2 separate regions of the Homo sapiens genome follow, and region 2 is linked to region 1. The links are chromatin loops, found by intact Hi-C in ENCODE. Cell type or tissue: Panc1. All regions are shown on one strand.

Region 1 (8,000 bases):
CAGAGGATGGCAAGATCCATGTCTGGAATGAAGAGAGTGGTATAAAAGTAGCTGGGTTGGATGGTAAACACACAGGCCCAATTACCTGTTTGCAATTCAACCCCAAGTTTGTGACTTTTGCCAGCGGGTGTACCAACATGGCCTTCTGGTTGCCCACCATTGATGACTGACCCTGATGCTACTTGGCTATTTCTGTACAGTGAGGGCCGCCAGCAGGAAGAAACTCAGAGGGGACTGAGATAATAGTGGGACTGGATCATTTGACTGTGCTGGAGAACATCCTTTTACATGGCCTTCCCATGGATGTGCTGTACATCTGCTCAAAAGAATTACTTTGCTGAGCATCTTCAAAAGGACTCTTGGTGCAACAGACTCAATTGGAACTCAACTTTTCTAGCTGTCACTGCACCAAGCTCTGCTAGAGGAGTGACCAGACTCCTAATTTGGGTATAGTGGGGCTCAAGCATCTTCAATTTGAATGTACATGCTGCTGAGGAGCCGGTGAAGTCTTCAGTTCCGCACATCCCTTCTCCTACCCCCCTAAATGTATGGGAAGCCACAGTCCTGGCTTTGAAATGCTGGAGCAGCTCAGTGCCCCTTGCCCTCACCCTGCATGTCTTGTTACTGGGTCTCCCTGTGTACTTGTGGCATTATCCACAACCGTCATGTTTCTTAGGTGCCAAACATTTACAGAAATGTTTTCTTATATTTTGGGTTAGAGAAAGGGACAAATACAGAAGGACCTTGCTTGTAGGAAGCTGTGCAGTTAGTCACTGCAGTTAGTTGTGTGAGGCTAGGTGGTCAGGCAGGCCTCAGGCTGTAAATGTTGGGTGGGAAAAGGGCCTGAAAGGGAAGGAAGGGGGAGGGTAGCAGGTGAGTTCCTAGGGTGGGAAGATTTAGCAGCAGCCTGGTGCAGTGCCCTGTCATCAAGACAAACTCACGGTCCTCCTAGATGCCTACCAAGCTTGGTTTGTACAAAAGCAAGGTGGGAGTCTATTTTTGTATATGAGATACATCACACTTTGCTGTGGGCTAGTGTTGTGAAGTGAGTCTGAGTTGTTTACACTGATGCCTTCCCTGCCCACCACAAATTGTATACATAGTCTTTAGATGATAGCACCCCTTTCCCCAGCTCCCGACCAAGAGCTGGTTCTAGGCCTGTGTTATGTTATATTTAGCCTTTTTGCATATGATCTTTGATTTCTGTTGTTTGTATTTTAGCACAGTGTATGCACCTTCATTTAAATACATCTGTGTGCATACAGATATGCATACATGTGTGTGCATATGCATGTATTGCTCTCATCTGTAGTTTCTGAGAGTTCAGCTGAAGCAGATGGAGTCCCACAGCCCAGGAGACAGACTGCATCCTTGCTAATAGTGTTTGCCACAAGTGTTAGTGAGTCTTCCCTATTAATGTTTTCATTTCGGAAGACCGAATGAAGCAAAGCTTATAGTGCTTGCTGTTTCCATGGCAGCTAAGTGAGGGTCTTGGATGACTCCCTGTGTTCCTCAAGCCGCACTTTGGGGTCCTCTCTGCAGTATTATCCCCCTTTTTGCTTGGTGGTACTCTGTGCCTGTGTGTGTGTGTGTGTGTGATAGTCACTCTTGCATGGCTTTTGTGTCTGGCTTGTGGCATTTGGGGATAGGGTGCTGGAGCCAGAGCATTTTCAGTTTGTTTGAGGCCTCGTTGCCAACGATAGATCACTCCCATTTACCTGGTATGTCTGCTTGCTTGCTGCTTTTCCTCGCTTTCTCTTGGAAGAGGAAGGGACTCTGGTCAGGCCCAGGCTGAGTGAGATGAGCTGTAGCTGGCTGATGTCCCTCTTAGAGCAGAGAGAGTGGTATGTCATTTTACTAAGTTCCTAAACAAATATTTATGCAGGCAACACTCCTTGCAGATCCAGAAACTGAGGCACAGCAAGGTTATGACTTGCTAGCACTTGTTTTTTTTAAAGCAATTACTTTTTGACTTGTTCCTTAAACTGAAAGTGCAAGAGGTGTACACCTTTCCCAAATGTAGACTAGAATCTGCAGGATGCCACCCACTGTATAGCTCTGCTTTCCCAGAGAGGATGGACTTTTAGAAACCAAATGATCTTAATTGTTAGTACCCACCCTTGGCTTTTCAGGGTAGAAAGTTCATGATAGAAATAATTGTTAAGAGAGAGTGCTTGGAACCGTGGGTTAACAGGAAAGGCTATATAACTTCACGTATCTGCAACCAGAGCAGCCACCAAGCATGACTTACCCAGCAGCAGGAAAATGATTTGTATTTGAGTTCCTGTGTGTCCCAAACTGAGGCACCATGTTCTTTGAAAACATGCCACCTCATGGCCTCTATTTTTGGGTCCTGCAGTTGCAAACCTGCCTCCTGAGTTAAGAAGGAAAGGGAAAAGATATAGCTGGCAGTGAGTGGAGATGATGTGGTAGGGGGATAAGGCAGAATAAGAAAAGAGATTCTGAGGGCTGGGGCTGCAAAGATTCTCTCAGCAGAGCCAGAGGTGCTCATGCTCTCTTGGGGGTGGTTGGGGAGTGGGGCAGCGGCATTTGCCATCCTCTTAGGAGTCACGGCCAAAACCACTGATGTGTATTTGATAGTGACACTGCACTCCTCAGCCAGAGGGGTACTTAAAAAATTATTTCCAGTTGCAATTATACTTACTGCTTATTAAGGAAAATTTGGAAATTTTAGAAATAATCAGTTTGCCACCCAAATGCTACCACTGTTAATCTTTTGGTGTTAAATGTTCCCCTACACATTTCTGTGCATAGATTTTTGGTGTGTTTACATAGTCGTTATTCTACTGTCTATACAATTTTATGTCCCTTTTGTGCTTAACATACAAACATTTTTTCCATGTTACAGTCTTAAACAGAAAAAAAATTTTGGGATCCAAAAAATGGAAGTGACCCTAGGCCCTTCTTGACTCTGAGAGACTCTGGCTGGAGCCATGTTCTACTTTTTTCCTGGGCCCTTCACAGAGGAGGCCTCATATATGAACATCATTTGCTACCTAAGACCCAGAGCAAAAATTAGCCGGGTGTGGTGGTGCATGCCGTAATCTCAGCCACTTGGGAGGCTGAGGCAGGAGAATCGCTTGAACCTGGGAGGCGGAGGTTGCAGTGAGCCAAGATTGTGCCATCGCACTCCAGCCTGGGTGATAAGAGTGAAACTCTGTCTCAAACAAACAAACAAACAAACAAGCAAGCAAACAAGAAGACCCAGAGCATATCTTGTGAAGTATTCTTGTGTTTAAATCTGAGTATTTTTCTAACTGTTATATTTCAGCCCATTTCTTACAGCTGACTATCTAAATTCATATAGGTTATTCTGTTGCATATTTTTATATCACTATATCTGGTCACCAGGTGGCTGCTCAAAAACATCTATTTTATCTCTTCAAACCTTCTGTGGCCTCCCAAATTCTTGCTCTGCAAGCCATGTTCAACTTCCTACAAAGTTTGACATTAATTCTAAATTCATTCATTGAAAATTCAGGTCAACATAAAACCCACTTAGTGGGCCAGATGCAGTGGCTCATGCCTGTAATCCCAGCACTTTGGAAGGCCGAGGCAGGTGGATCACCTGAGGTCAGAAGTTCGAGACCAGCCTGGCCAACATGGCGAAACCCTGTCTCTACTAAAAATACAAAAATTAGCTGGGCATGGTGTTGGGCACCTGTAATCCCAGCTACTTAGGAGGTTGAGGCAGGAAAATCGCTTGAACCTGGGAGGCAGAGGTTGCAGTGAGCAGAGATGGTGCGCCATTGCACTCCAGCCAGGGTGAAAGAGTGAGACTCGTCTCGAAACGAAAACAAAAACAAAAAGCTACTTAGTGTAACTGCTATCAAAAGCCCACCTGGTTGATTCTGAATATGGATGCTGTCATTGCAAAGGAAGCCTGCTATAGGTCACTGCTACCATTTCTCCTCTTCTGCTTCACTGGCCTCCTCAAAAAACAAACAAAAAAATTTTGCTTCACTGTAGTTATACTGTGTGCATATGTGTATACTATATGTGTGCTCATTTTTCAACAAATAATGATTGAGGCCTGATTCTGTGCCAGGCACTGGAGATGCAATGGTGCATGAAATAGACCTGATTGTTGTTGTCCTGGCACTCACAATCTAGTGGTGTTATAGAATAGAGGACTGATAATGTAGTGCTATAAGTGCCACAATAGGAATGATTGGAAGCTACAAAGTTTGGGGGAGCAAAGGCGTTTTTTACCATAGGGTTGAATGTCTACTTGTCCCAAGCACTATTCTACATGTCAGAAAAAGAGACACTAAGTAAGAGTAAACTGGGATGCCTGTGTGAGGAGGCAACATTTGAGCAGGGTACTACTATATGATGAGCAGGGTACTATACAATGAGCAGGATGGGGTGGAGGAAGGATATGGTATCCTGAACTCAGAAGGAGAGGTAAAATAAGCCTTCCTAATGGCAGTGATGCTGAACTGAGACCTGAAGGATGAAGAGGAGTTAGCTAGGTGAAGGAAGCTGGGGTTTGGTGGAGAAGTGCTCCAGGCAGAGGAAACAGGAAATGCAAAAGCCCAGAAGAGAAGGAATAGAAAATACAAGAAATTCGTGACTAGAAAAGATGAGGGGGGTAATAGGTTATTACTAGTTCTCCCTTTGTCTGGTAAAATTGTTTTACTTATATAAGAGCCAGTTTATTTTGTATACCTTGTTTTCTCTTTTAGTAGCCTTACTGATACACAAGTCCAAACGTGTTTGGGCAGCTTCCTCACCGAACATGGCCAAAGGAACTCCTGCCATCTAATGGACAGAGAGATCATAATTTGCAGAAAATTAGCATTACTACAATGTTAGGCTCACAGTATGTCAAATAACAGCAATTTTCCACTCAATGGTTTAAAAGCCCTTATGTACTAAAACAGGTTAAGGAAGAAATATGTAAGAATATTCTCAGACAATGCTCCCCTGTATGGGGAGATGAAAGGAAACCAGGGAAAGAAAGGAAGGAGGGAAGGTTAACAATTAGGTACTTGTGTCAGCATTGTACTTAGTGAGCATACTCTCATTCCTCCAATCAAGGAGGTAGGCAACATAAACCCCATTTCCAGATGAGGAAACTGCAACTCACAATACAGGGAAAAGCTGGCTTTGGCTGTCTCCTTTATGTTATGCTGCCTCCCATCAGGATTTATTTCTAAATCAACAAATGGTAAGGAGGCATTAAAATGTTGCCCAGTTGTGACATCCATACATTTACATTTAAGACCTCAATGAAAGTGCTTAAGATCCCATTTTGTTCTCAAAAGACATTGGGAAGAATCTCTATTTCACTAAATAATATACAAATCAGCTGGTGCCCAAAGCAGAGAGCCTCCGGTACCACATATATTAGAATGGACATATTTTGAAAGCTAAAAAACTGGAATGCCTTTCTAACAATTTCGTACTACTTCTAGTTGAGAGAGACATTCTTAAAAATGCAATTTGGATGCAGAAACATTGGCATTCTCAGAACACCGAGTTTTTGGAATTGAAGCTGTCTCAGAAAAATCCAGATGAATAGGGTTCCACATGTATGAAGATGAATCACATTAGCAAAGCATAATCAAATGTGTATATTATGCTTTCCCATAGTATTTTATACATACAAGACCTTAAAACATTGATTTTTTAAATTGTTATGGTGCCTGGTACACAGTAGGAGCTAAAAACATGACTATAATAGAGAATTGTAAAATTTTTGCTTACCTACCTCTTATACAAGGTTGTAAAAAGTTGTTAGAGATTAAATGTCCACCAGCTGTTCTGTCTTCACTGAGGTCAAAGCGATGGGAATGGAGCACCAGCAACTTGGAGTGGAGAGAAATTAGAACCAAGATGGATGGGATGGGGGTTGCGGGGCTGAGAAGCCTTAGGACAGATGACCAAGGGAAAAACAGTATAATCCTTTAGATGTTTTAAGAAGACAGGAGCTGTCCTTAGAATGGGATTATCCTGGTGGAGCTTGGAAAACCCCATGGTGTCAGATTCCTGGTCAACTCCCAAGTTTTGACTGAGGACCCGAGTTTCTAAATGCAGCAATGGAAAATGTGGGGGGATATATAATACAGTCTCTACTTTCAAGAAGCTTATAAACTGTGTATAGGGAATCAAGGACATGATCATTTGGACTGATCAATGAAGGCTTTGTAGAGGGAAGTGGGATATACAGATTAGAGGGAAAGGCATTCCAGGTAATGGCAACTACAAAATCCAAAGGCCCCTTTGGGGCCACTCTGAATCTAAAGCATGGCATTAGAATCTTGGCTTCATTTAAATTACATTTTATGGGGAAGTTGGGTGGTCTACTGTTAAGAGATTATGTAAGAGGAATGAGGCATTTCATTTTTCTTACCATTTGGTGTCACTCTCAATCAAATAAATTGTACTAAACTTAGGAAAATAAGCACCCTTGTTAAAAGAGGTTTTGGCTTTTGTCAAGAAAGCAAATTAATTTTTTTAAAGATAAAAGTGATAGTGAGATTCCTTTTTATGAGGAGTACACATGTGGTATGACCATTTACCTATGGAGTTTCAAAATAAAAAATTAAAATGACAGAAAGGACACTCACAGAACACCAGGCATTCATTTCACAAACTGCGGGGAAAAGTGTATTTTAAAGATACATTGCTAATACTTGCCTAAAGATTACTCTTACACATACAGAGTGTGACTGTTTTTTGATTTTGTAAATCAGAGCTTTGAGTATAGAGACAATGGCAACACGCCAGAAGAAATAAATTTCTACCGGGTAGAAAAGCATGAAGATGAGTGTCTAGAGAGATTTGGAGGTGGCTGGGTTCCCCTGGCCCTGCTCCTTTTTCTTAAGGACAGAGCTAAAATAACAATGTGAGGCTACAGATCATCTGTTTCTTATTTACTTTCTTGGTCTTGTCCTAGCTAAAGTCATTTCTAGATCATGTGCTACAGTCTTCAGAGAAGTTATGGAAGGAATTTACACAAAGGGCAAATACATAATTGAATACATGTATAAAAACACATCAATAGAATGTGGATAAAGAACATAGGCAAAAATTCTGATTAGAAGGAAATCAATGGATCTTTCATTTTCTGATTTGTACTACTCACTCCACAGCTGACAGTGTTCAGTTTCTTCAGGATGTCTGTCAGAAGCCCATTCCTTGATCCATCTTCTTGGTTGCCTGCTGGAGTAACACTGGCATTCTCTAAATCTAGAACTAGAGAGATGTATCTATAAAGTATTTATTCCCTATTTTCCTTCATATGTTGTTTTCTAGTGCTAAGCCTGTTATTTTCCTTAAAGAATTGCTTCAGTAGGGTCCAAGATGGAATCAGCTAATGGCTAACACATGATGTGTTAAATTCGGAAGAGTAATTTTGCACATGGTTTATGCTTAAATAGAAATTCTAAACCATTTACATCTGTTTTCTGGTCATCGTTCTTGCTTTATAAAAAAACTATGCGTATGCTCTCCAAATAAGTTTTTATTTTGCCCATTTTGAACTCTTCCATATATTAATTTTTTAAAGCACTCAAAACAGAGATCGAGAACAATTGTGTCCTTTTAGTTCATTGTCTTCTACAGAAGAAAAAATCAGGTCAGATTAAACTCTTGAAACTGTTGCAATTACTTGTTTTCCAAACTTCAGTTTTTTAATTTTCTCTCTTTTAATTTGCAATCACTTTCCTAAGATCATGCCTTTTTACTTTAGATAGCTAAAACATCGTTTACTAAATATTTGCCTTAGCACTGACCTTTGTGGTTACTTTGTTGAAAACTGTGCTGTAACTTGACACAATATTAACTACTTCTGATTACTTATCTGGTATACGTTTGGTAATATCTACCTTTCAAGAAAGGAAGACAGTTCAGACACATAATTTGACAAAATTAGGAATCAGCAACATCAGTTCTTCGAACATAGGAAAAAATCTGAACAGAGTTGACATTTCTATCTGGTGTTAGTGTTCTTTAAAGACCACAGACAACAT
Region 2 (8,000 bases), 400 kb before region 1:
TGAGAATCTGTTTCAAAAAACAAAACAAGGCCTGGCACCGTGGCTCACACCTATAGGCTGAGGCAGGTGGATCACCTGAGGTCAGGAGTTCGAGACTGGCCTGGCCAACATGGTGAAACCCCTGTCTCTACTAATAATACAAAAAAATTAGCTGGGCGTGGTGGCGCATGCCTGTAATCTCAGCTACTTGGGAGGCTGAGGCAGGAGAATCGCTTGAACCTGGGAGGCGGAGGTTGCAGTGAGCTAAGATTGTGCCACTGCACTCCAGCCTGGGCAACAAGAGTGAAACTCCGTCTCAAAAAACAAACAAACAAATAAAACAAAACAAAATAACAAAACAAAATTAAGAATTTCTGTTTGTCAATAGACATCTTTCTAAATGCAATGTATTATCATCCTGTGTTGGATCCTGGAACAGAAAAAAGACCATGTTTTCCCCCTGCCTCAGTGATAATAACAGGGTAGGCCAACTTCTCTCTTGGTCCATAGGAAAAGGGGGTATTCCTTTCTCTGTCTGTTCTCTGTAGTAATCTTTTTTTTTCCATAAAATCTTTCAGAAAAGATCTAGTAATTTTAGTAATACTTGAAGATTGACGGGAAACATACATTAACAATTTCTTTGTAGAACAAAAGTGATAGAAAACCTCAATTATCTGACATAAAAAAGGTGACACATCTTCATATCCCCAAATAGTTGCATCTTTTATTAGCCAGTACTATCCATGTAGGAGTCATATCTGACAAAAAAGTATAACTTTTAAAGACTAAAAACCAAGTCCAAAGCATATCAGTTTACACGCTCCTCCCCCACCACCACCAAATAAAAGACAAATGATTGTACCATCATTATTAGGAAAGATGGAATGATACCTTTCCATCACCCCACTCCCCTGTGCATGATTTCTCACTGGATGACTCTTCCTGTGCCCCTCCCCATCTCAGAATAGTCTGAATTCTGTCTGCTCTCTACGTGCCTCTTGCTCAGGTTTACAGGGTCAGGATTTCTTACCCTTGCCAAGCATTGGGCCCACTTAATTTGTCCTCAAGATACTGGTCAGTTACTCTCCTGTGGCCTAGCTACTTCTTTCCATCTTGCTGACCACCTAATTCCTAGATCTGCATCCTGCTTCTAGCCCATCATGATGATCTGTGTTCTCTTCATGGTCCCATGAGGCTCACTTCCAACCCTGCTTTGCAATTTTGAGAATTCCATAGGTCCACTGTCATTTTCCTGGTGGTGATGTGCAAAAGCAATGGACTAAAAACCCAAGGATCAGCCAGGTGCAGTGGCTCACGCCTGCAATCCCAACACTTTGGGAGGCTGAGGTGGGTGGATCACCTGAGGTCAGGAGTTGGAGACCAGCCTGGCCAACATGGTGAAACCCAGTCTCTACTAAAAATACAAAAAAGTATCTGGGCGTGGTGGCAGGCACCTGTAATTCCAGCTACTCGGGAGGCTGAGACCAGAGAATTGCTTGAACTGGGAGACAGAGGTTGCAGTGAGCCGAGACCACGCCGTTGCACTCCAGCCTGGGAAACAAGAGGGAAACTCCATCTCAGAAAACACAAAACAAAACAAAACAAAACAAAAACTCAGCGGTCTTTGTTCTAGGACCAGCTCTGTCACTAACCAGTGAAATCTTGATTGATCTGATTTTCCTCTTTTGTGAAACAGGAAACCTGGATTCAATCATCTCCAATTTTTCTTCCCCTTTAAAATTCTCTGAGTCTCTAATCCCAAGTATGGCCTCTTGACTCCTGGTCTTTCTTGGCTTTTGGCCCAGACCAAGATCACTGTTCCTGGACCCCAGCCCTGCCCTGTTTTCCCTGCCTCCATTCCTGCCTGACCCTGCATTCTTCTGCAGCCCGGCATTAGCATAGCTCCTCCTGCCAAATGCCACTGCCTTGTCTCCAGCTCTCCTTCAGAATTTGTACGTTTCCTTATGATATTATTTTATATGCATATGTTTTATCTCCTCAGTTGAATTATAGGTGACTTTAAAGCAGGAGCCCTGTCTTGTAACCTGCCTTTTCAGGTTACCTGCATATAGTGGACATTCAGGAAGTATTTATTTCTTCATTGAAGAGTGTCTTGAGAATTTATGTACTATTGTGAAAGCTTTCTTTTTTTCAGAGACAATCCTAAGTAAAAATAGCTTTGGTTTGCCTGATATAACTTGTTTCTCTCTCTCTCTCTCTCTCTTTTTTTTTTCATTTCTTTTCTTGGTTGTTTGTTTTGTTTTTGAGACAGTGTTGCCCAAGCTGGAGTGCAGTGGCGTGATCACAGCTCACTGCTGCCTCCATCTCCTGGGCTCAAGCGATCCTTCTGCCTCAGCCTCTCGAGTAGCTGGGACTACAGGTGTGTACCACCACACTCGGCTAATTTTTTTTATTTTTAATAGAGATGAGTCCTTACTATGTTGCACAGGCTGGTCTCATACTCCTGGGCTTAAGCAAACCTCCCGCCGTGGCCTCCCAAAGTGTTGGGATTATAGGCGTGAGCCACCATGTCCAGCCTGATGTAACTTGTTTCAGTGTAAAGATGCCATGCATTCTTTCTCTATAACCCTGAGTTCTCTTAAAAGAGCTGTTTTTATAAATATTTTGAACAATTTTATATTCTTATGGTAACCATTTCTCACCAGGCATTCTATTAAACTTGTCTCTCAGGTTATTTGGTATTATCTTTTGTTTGTGAGAGAGTTACCCAGGATTATAGGTCACTCCACTACTTAAAATCACACTGTGACTCCCATCTCACCTAGAAATCCCAATGCCAAGTCTGAAGTCCTAACCATGGCTACACCAAGCTGGCATCCCCACCACCTCTCTGACCTCGTCCCCTAAAACCCGCCTACTCACTCTGCTCCACTGGCTTCCTTGCTGCTTCCTTGCTGTTTTTCAATCACATCAAATATTTCCCAGCATCAGGAATTTGCCCCTTCTGTTTCCCCAGCCTGAAATACTCTCCCTGCACCCAGGCCTTCCCTGACAGCCCTGTCTGAAGTGGAGCACACATGGCCTTGCCAGTCACACTCGATTCCCCCTGCTCAACTCCATTTCTCTTCATTAAATTCATCATCAACTAACATATTTTGTATTTATCTGTTTATTGTTTATCTTCCCCACTATAATGTAAGCTCCATTGAAAGCAGGAACTTGTGCTGGCTTCTCTGCTGTATCCCCAGCAGAGTAGCTCCCAATAACTACTCTCATGTGCAATGAATATATGCTTGAAAAAAACCAGACCTGACTTGAAAAAATGTGGTGTTAGGCAGGTCATAAATTTTAGTTCAAGTAAATTTAAATTATCTAATTATGTTTCCGGTGCTGTGTTTTCCTACTGCATTAAAGATATAAAGTTAATAGATTCAGTAAATATTGAAATTAATTGGATAAATTGGGTGCCAGATGTGGTGGCTCATGCCTGTAATCTCAGCATTTTGAGAGGCCGTGGCGGGAGGATTGCTTGAGGCCAGGAACTTGAGACCAGCCTGACTAACATAGCAAGACCCTGTCTCTACAAAAAAAATTTTTTAATTAGCCAAGCGTGGTGGCATGGCACCTGTGGTCCCAGTTACCTGGGAGGCTGAGGTGGGAGGACCGCTTGAGCCCAGGAGATTGAGGCTTCAATAAGCTATGATCATACCACTGCACTCCAACCTGGGCAACAGAATGAGATTCTGCCTTGGTTCGACGTTTCCAAAAATATGAACAAGGTTCCTTTCACTTATTTTACCTTAATACCAGAAGCATAAATATTAAAAATGATTTCTTCTTTTAGCCACGAGGTGGCAGAATATGCACACATACTTTGTCAATGGCAGCGTTATTCTGTATCACCTTTTGGAAGCAGTAATACTACTGCTTTATATTTGAAGAGTACATTATAGCAGACAAAATACTTTCACAAACTGTGTATATATACACACATACGTATGTGTGTATACACACACACACATATGTGTGTGTGTGTGTGTGTGTGTGTGTGTGTGTGTGTGACGGAGTCTCGCTCTGTCGCCCAGGCTGGAGTGCAGTGGTGCAATCTTGGCTCACTGCAAGCTCTGCCTCCCGGGTTCATGCCGTTCTCCTGCCTCAGCCTCCCGAGTAGCTGGGACTATAGGCGCCCGCCACCACACCCGGCTAATTTTTTGTGTTTTTAGTAGAGACGGGGTTTCACCATGTTAGCCAAGATGGTCTCGATCTCCTGACCTCGTGATCCACCTGCCTCGGCCTCCCAAAGTGCTGGGGTTACAGGCGTGAGCCACCGTGCCTGGCCCACAAACAATATTTTATGATGCCCCTGTGAAGTAGGGAAGACAGTCAGGGCTCCTGATCATGTGACAGCATGTACCTGGAAGTTTCTGCCTCTTAAATGATGAGTGCTTTTGAGTGTATTTTCTGTGGAGAGCTGGTGTATGCAATTCACATGAGCATTAATGAGAATTGTGCGTGCACTGAGCCCTGGATGGATCTGGAATACTGAAGTGAAATAGCAGAAAAATTACCTACATGTAAAAACTAGCACTTAAATTCATTAAATATTGCTGTTAAGTTTTCTTTTTCTTTCTTTTGTTGAGACAGGGTCTGGCTCTGTCGCCCAGGCTGGAGTGCTGTGGTGCAATCACACTCACTGTAGCCTTGACCTCCTGGGCTCCAGCAATCCTCCTATCTTAGCCTCCCCAGTAGCTGGGGTCACAGGTGTGCGCCACCACACCCGGCTAATTTTTATAATTTTTGTAGAGGTAGTGTTTTGCCATGTTGCCTAGGCTGGTCTTGAACTCCTGATCTCAAGCAATCTACCCTCCTCAGCCTCCAAAAGTGCTAGGATTACAGGCATAAGCCACCATGCCCAACCGCTGGTTAGGTTTTCCAAGTTTACCGTAAGCAACTGATTGGTGTCCTTTTAGCACAGACTTCTATTGGCAGAAAAATGATTTAACAAAGTTCACTTGATTCATTGTACTTTGCTATAGTGCCATGTGGCATATAAGAAAGAATTTAGGCTTCAGAAGCTGGATTCTTGGGTGTGGTCCTAGTTTAGCTGCTTACGGGTTATGTGACCTTCAGCAAGTGATGCTGAATTTTTGTATTTTTAGTAGAGACGGTGTTTCACCATGTTGGCCAGGCTGGCCTCAAATTCCTGGCCTCTGAGCCTCACTTTCCTCCTGTGTAAATGAGTATAACACCTGCTTCATGGAGTTGGTATGAAGATGAAATGAGATAATGATTATGATAGTGGTTTAGAAAGTAAAATCCATACATGCAGGGTGATTGTTATGATCACTAAAGGCAGGGGAAAGGCATGAGTTTTTTTTAAGATGGAGGGCCTGGGCTTTGTCATTGCTAGCTGTTGACCTTGGGTTACTTTATTCATATTGTTGGACCTCAGTTTTCTTACTGGAAAAAAAAATTGAAGGAATCAGCAAATTTTTATTATTCTCCTTCCTTCCTTTTTTCTATTTCTCTCTTTCTCTTTTTCTCTCTCTTCCTCCCCCTCCCTCTCCTTCTCCCCTCCCTCTCCTTCTCCCCTCCCTCTCCTTCTCCCCTCCCTCTCCTTCTCCCCTCCCCTCCCCTCCCCTCCAAGGTCTTACCCTATCACCAGGCTATAGTGCATAGCTGCATATATATAGCTGCATATATATAGTGCATAGCTGCACATTCTATAGTGCATAGGATCAGCTCCTGGGCTCAGGTGATCTTCCTGCCTCAGCTTCCTGAGTAGCTAGGACTATAGGTATGCACCACCACACCTGGCCTAATTTTTAAAATTTTTTTGTTTTTGGTAGAGATGGAGCCTCTCTATGTTGCCCAGGCTGGTCTCAAACTCCTGGGCTCAAGTGATCCTCCTACCTTGGCCTCCCAAAGTGTTGGGATTACAGGCATGAACCACCTCACCCAGCCTAAGTGGTGGCTCATGCCTGTAATCCCAGCACTTTGGGAGGCTGAGGCAGGTGGATCATGAGGTCAGGAGTTCGAGACATGCCTGGGCAATATAGTGAAACCCTAGTTTCTACAAAAAATACAAGAATTAGCTGGGCATGGTGGTGTGTGCTTGTAGTCTTGGCCACTCAGGAGCCTGAGGTAGGAGGATGGCTTAAGCCCAGGAGGCAGAGGTTGCAGTGTGCCAAGGTCACGCCACTGCACTCTAGTCTGGGTAATAGAGGGAGGCTCTGTCTCAATGATAATAATAAATTTAAAAAAAATCTTCAAATTAGCTCATTCTGGGTTATCCAAGTGGGTCCTAAATCCAATGACAAGTGTCCTTATAAGAGACACTCAGAGGACAAACACAGACAAAAGTGGAGAAGACCATGTGAAAATGGAGGCAGAAATTGATGATACAGAGATTCCAGACAGCTGAACACACAGAGGTTCCTGGAGGGTGGCGCACCCAGGGAGGGCATGGAAACTCCACACCCTTCACCCATACTTTGCCCTACGTGTTTCTTCATCTGTATCCTTTGCAATATGCTTTATAATAAACCGGTAAACACAAGTAAGTGTTTCCCTGAGTTCTGTGAGCCACTCCAGCGAATTAATCAAACTCAAAGAGGGGGACATAGGAACCCCAACTTGAAGCCAGTTGGTTAGAAGTTCTGGAGGCCTGGACGTGAGACTGGTGTGTGTGGGTGGGTGGGGGGCCAGTCTTGGTCTCAACCTGTGGGATCTGACACTATTCCGGTAGACAGTGTTGGAACTGAATTAGAAGACACCCAGATGGTGTCCACTGCTTGGTGTCCAGGGGAAAATAAACCCATACATATGGTCACAGAAGTCTCCTTTTGTGTTGATGATTGTTGTGGTGTGAGAGTAGAGGAAAAACACAGTTAGAGTTTTCCCTACACAACTGATGTCAGTGAAGCAGGATTTGCTGGAATGGCTCTGACTCATGGAAACATGTGGTTTGGGAAGAGAAACAATAAAAGGGTGGGGATGAGAAATCTTTGATTTCTGGGTGGCCACGTGGTCACCCACGGTATGAAGCCACAGCTGTGTTGAGATCAGTTACTAAAGGTAAAAGTTACAAGTGGAGTTAAGATATTTAATTCATTGGTTATTGTTATCTGCAATGGCTAAAATGAAAGTAAAAGATGGTGCTGGGTCAGGACTTGAGGCTGACCAACCTCAGATGTGGGTCTGTCTGAGCTCAGGCCACTAGCCTCAAAGTCACCCACAAAGGAGAAAATTATACAGGGACAACAGAATGTGCCTCTGAGATCTGTGGTTACCAAGAAGGTAGTCAATGTGAAGGAAGGGCAAAACCAAGTAACTATTGAAACCAGAAGGAGAGTGTGAAGGAATCGTTCCATTTTGTAGACTGGTGTCATTGGCTTCCTGAGGATGCTTTACTAAAATGGATTATGAGAGTGACTAATTCAGGGGAAGAATGCAGAGTGGAAGGACATGTTTGGGGTGATGCAGGACCCACAGACACATAGGAAGTTATTCCTGGCCGGGCGCGGTGGCTCACGCCTGTAATCCCAGCACTTTGGGAGGCCGAGACGGGCGGATCACGAGGTCAGGAGATCGAGACCATCCTGGCTAACACGGTGAAACCCCGTCTCTACTAAAAATACAAAAATTAGCCGGGCATGGTGGCGCGCGCCTGTAGTCCCAGCTACACGGGAGGCTGAGGCAGGAGAATGGCGTGAACCCGGGAGGCGGAGCTTGCAGTGAGTCGAGATCGCGCCACTGCACTCCAGCCTGGGCGACAGAGCGAAACTCCGTCTCAAAAAAAAAAAAAAAAAAAAAAAAAAAAAGGAAGTTATTCCTGAGGCAACAGCCAGCCTGGTGGAGTGGATATAAGCCTCTGTAAGGTCTGTTTATCCTGAGAAGAAGGTCTGCCCGAATTCACCTATAAATGTCAAGTGGAACACCCCTGATGAGGCAGCTGATGTGCTTTGTATTCAAGCCATGTGGTACTAGCTTTGGGATGACCAGGATATTCACCTGATGAATGTGCCTGTTAACCAGGTCAGGGTAAATGCCGTGATTAA

Evidence for each region. Peaks named below come from ENCODE experiments on the same cell type or tissue, not always from the same donor. Only the 100,000 strongest peaks of a DNase experiment are listed, where the experiment ranks them.
Region 2: it touches region 1 in a loop (6-fold over the local background); 16 of 110 quality-filtered maps call a loop at or near these places.

Annotation. Positions count from the first base shown.
Region 1 is chr1:91,526,835-91,534,834 of GRCh38, reverse strand. The region is part of intron 4 of LOC102723436 (a long non-coding RNA gene); the gene reads left to right. It also overlaps the pseudogene WDR82P2. Among named protein-coding and RNA genes, the nearest start is that of CDC7, 30 kb to the right of the region's middle. In Panc1, CTCF peaks have their summits at 4,548 and 4,751 (motif pointing left); a DNase peak (open chromatin) is centred at 4,784; H3K27ac peaks cover 829 bases.
Region 2 is chr1:91,923,267-91,931,266 of GRCh38, reverse strand. No RefSeq gene overlaps it. Among named protein-coding and RNA genes, the nearest start is that of BRDT, 22 kb to the left of the region's middle. In Panc1, CTCF peaks have their summits at 3,545 and 3,746 (motif pointing right); a DNase peak (open chromatin) is centred at 3,826.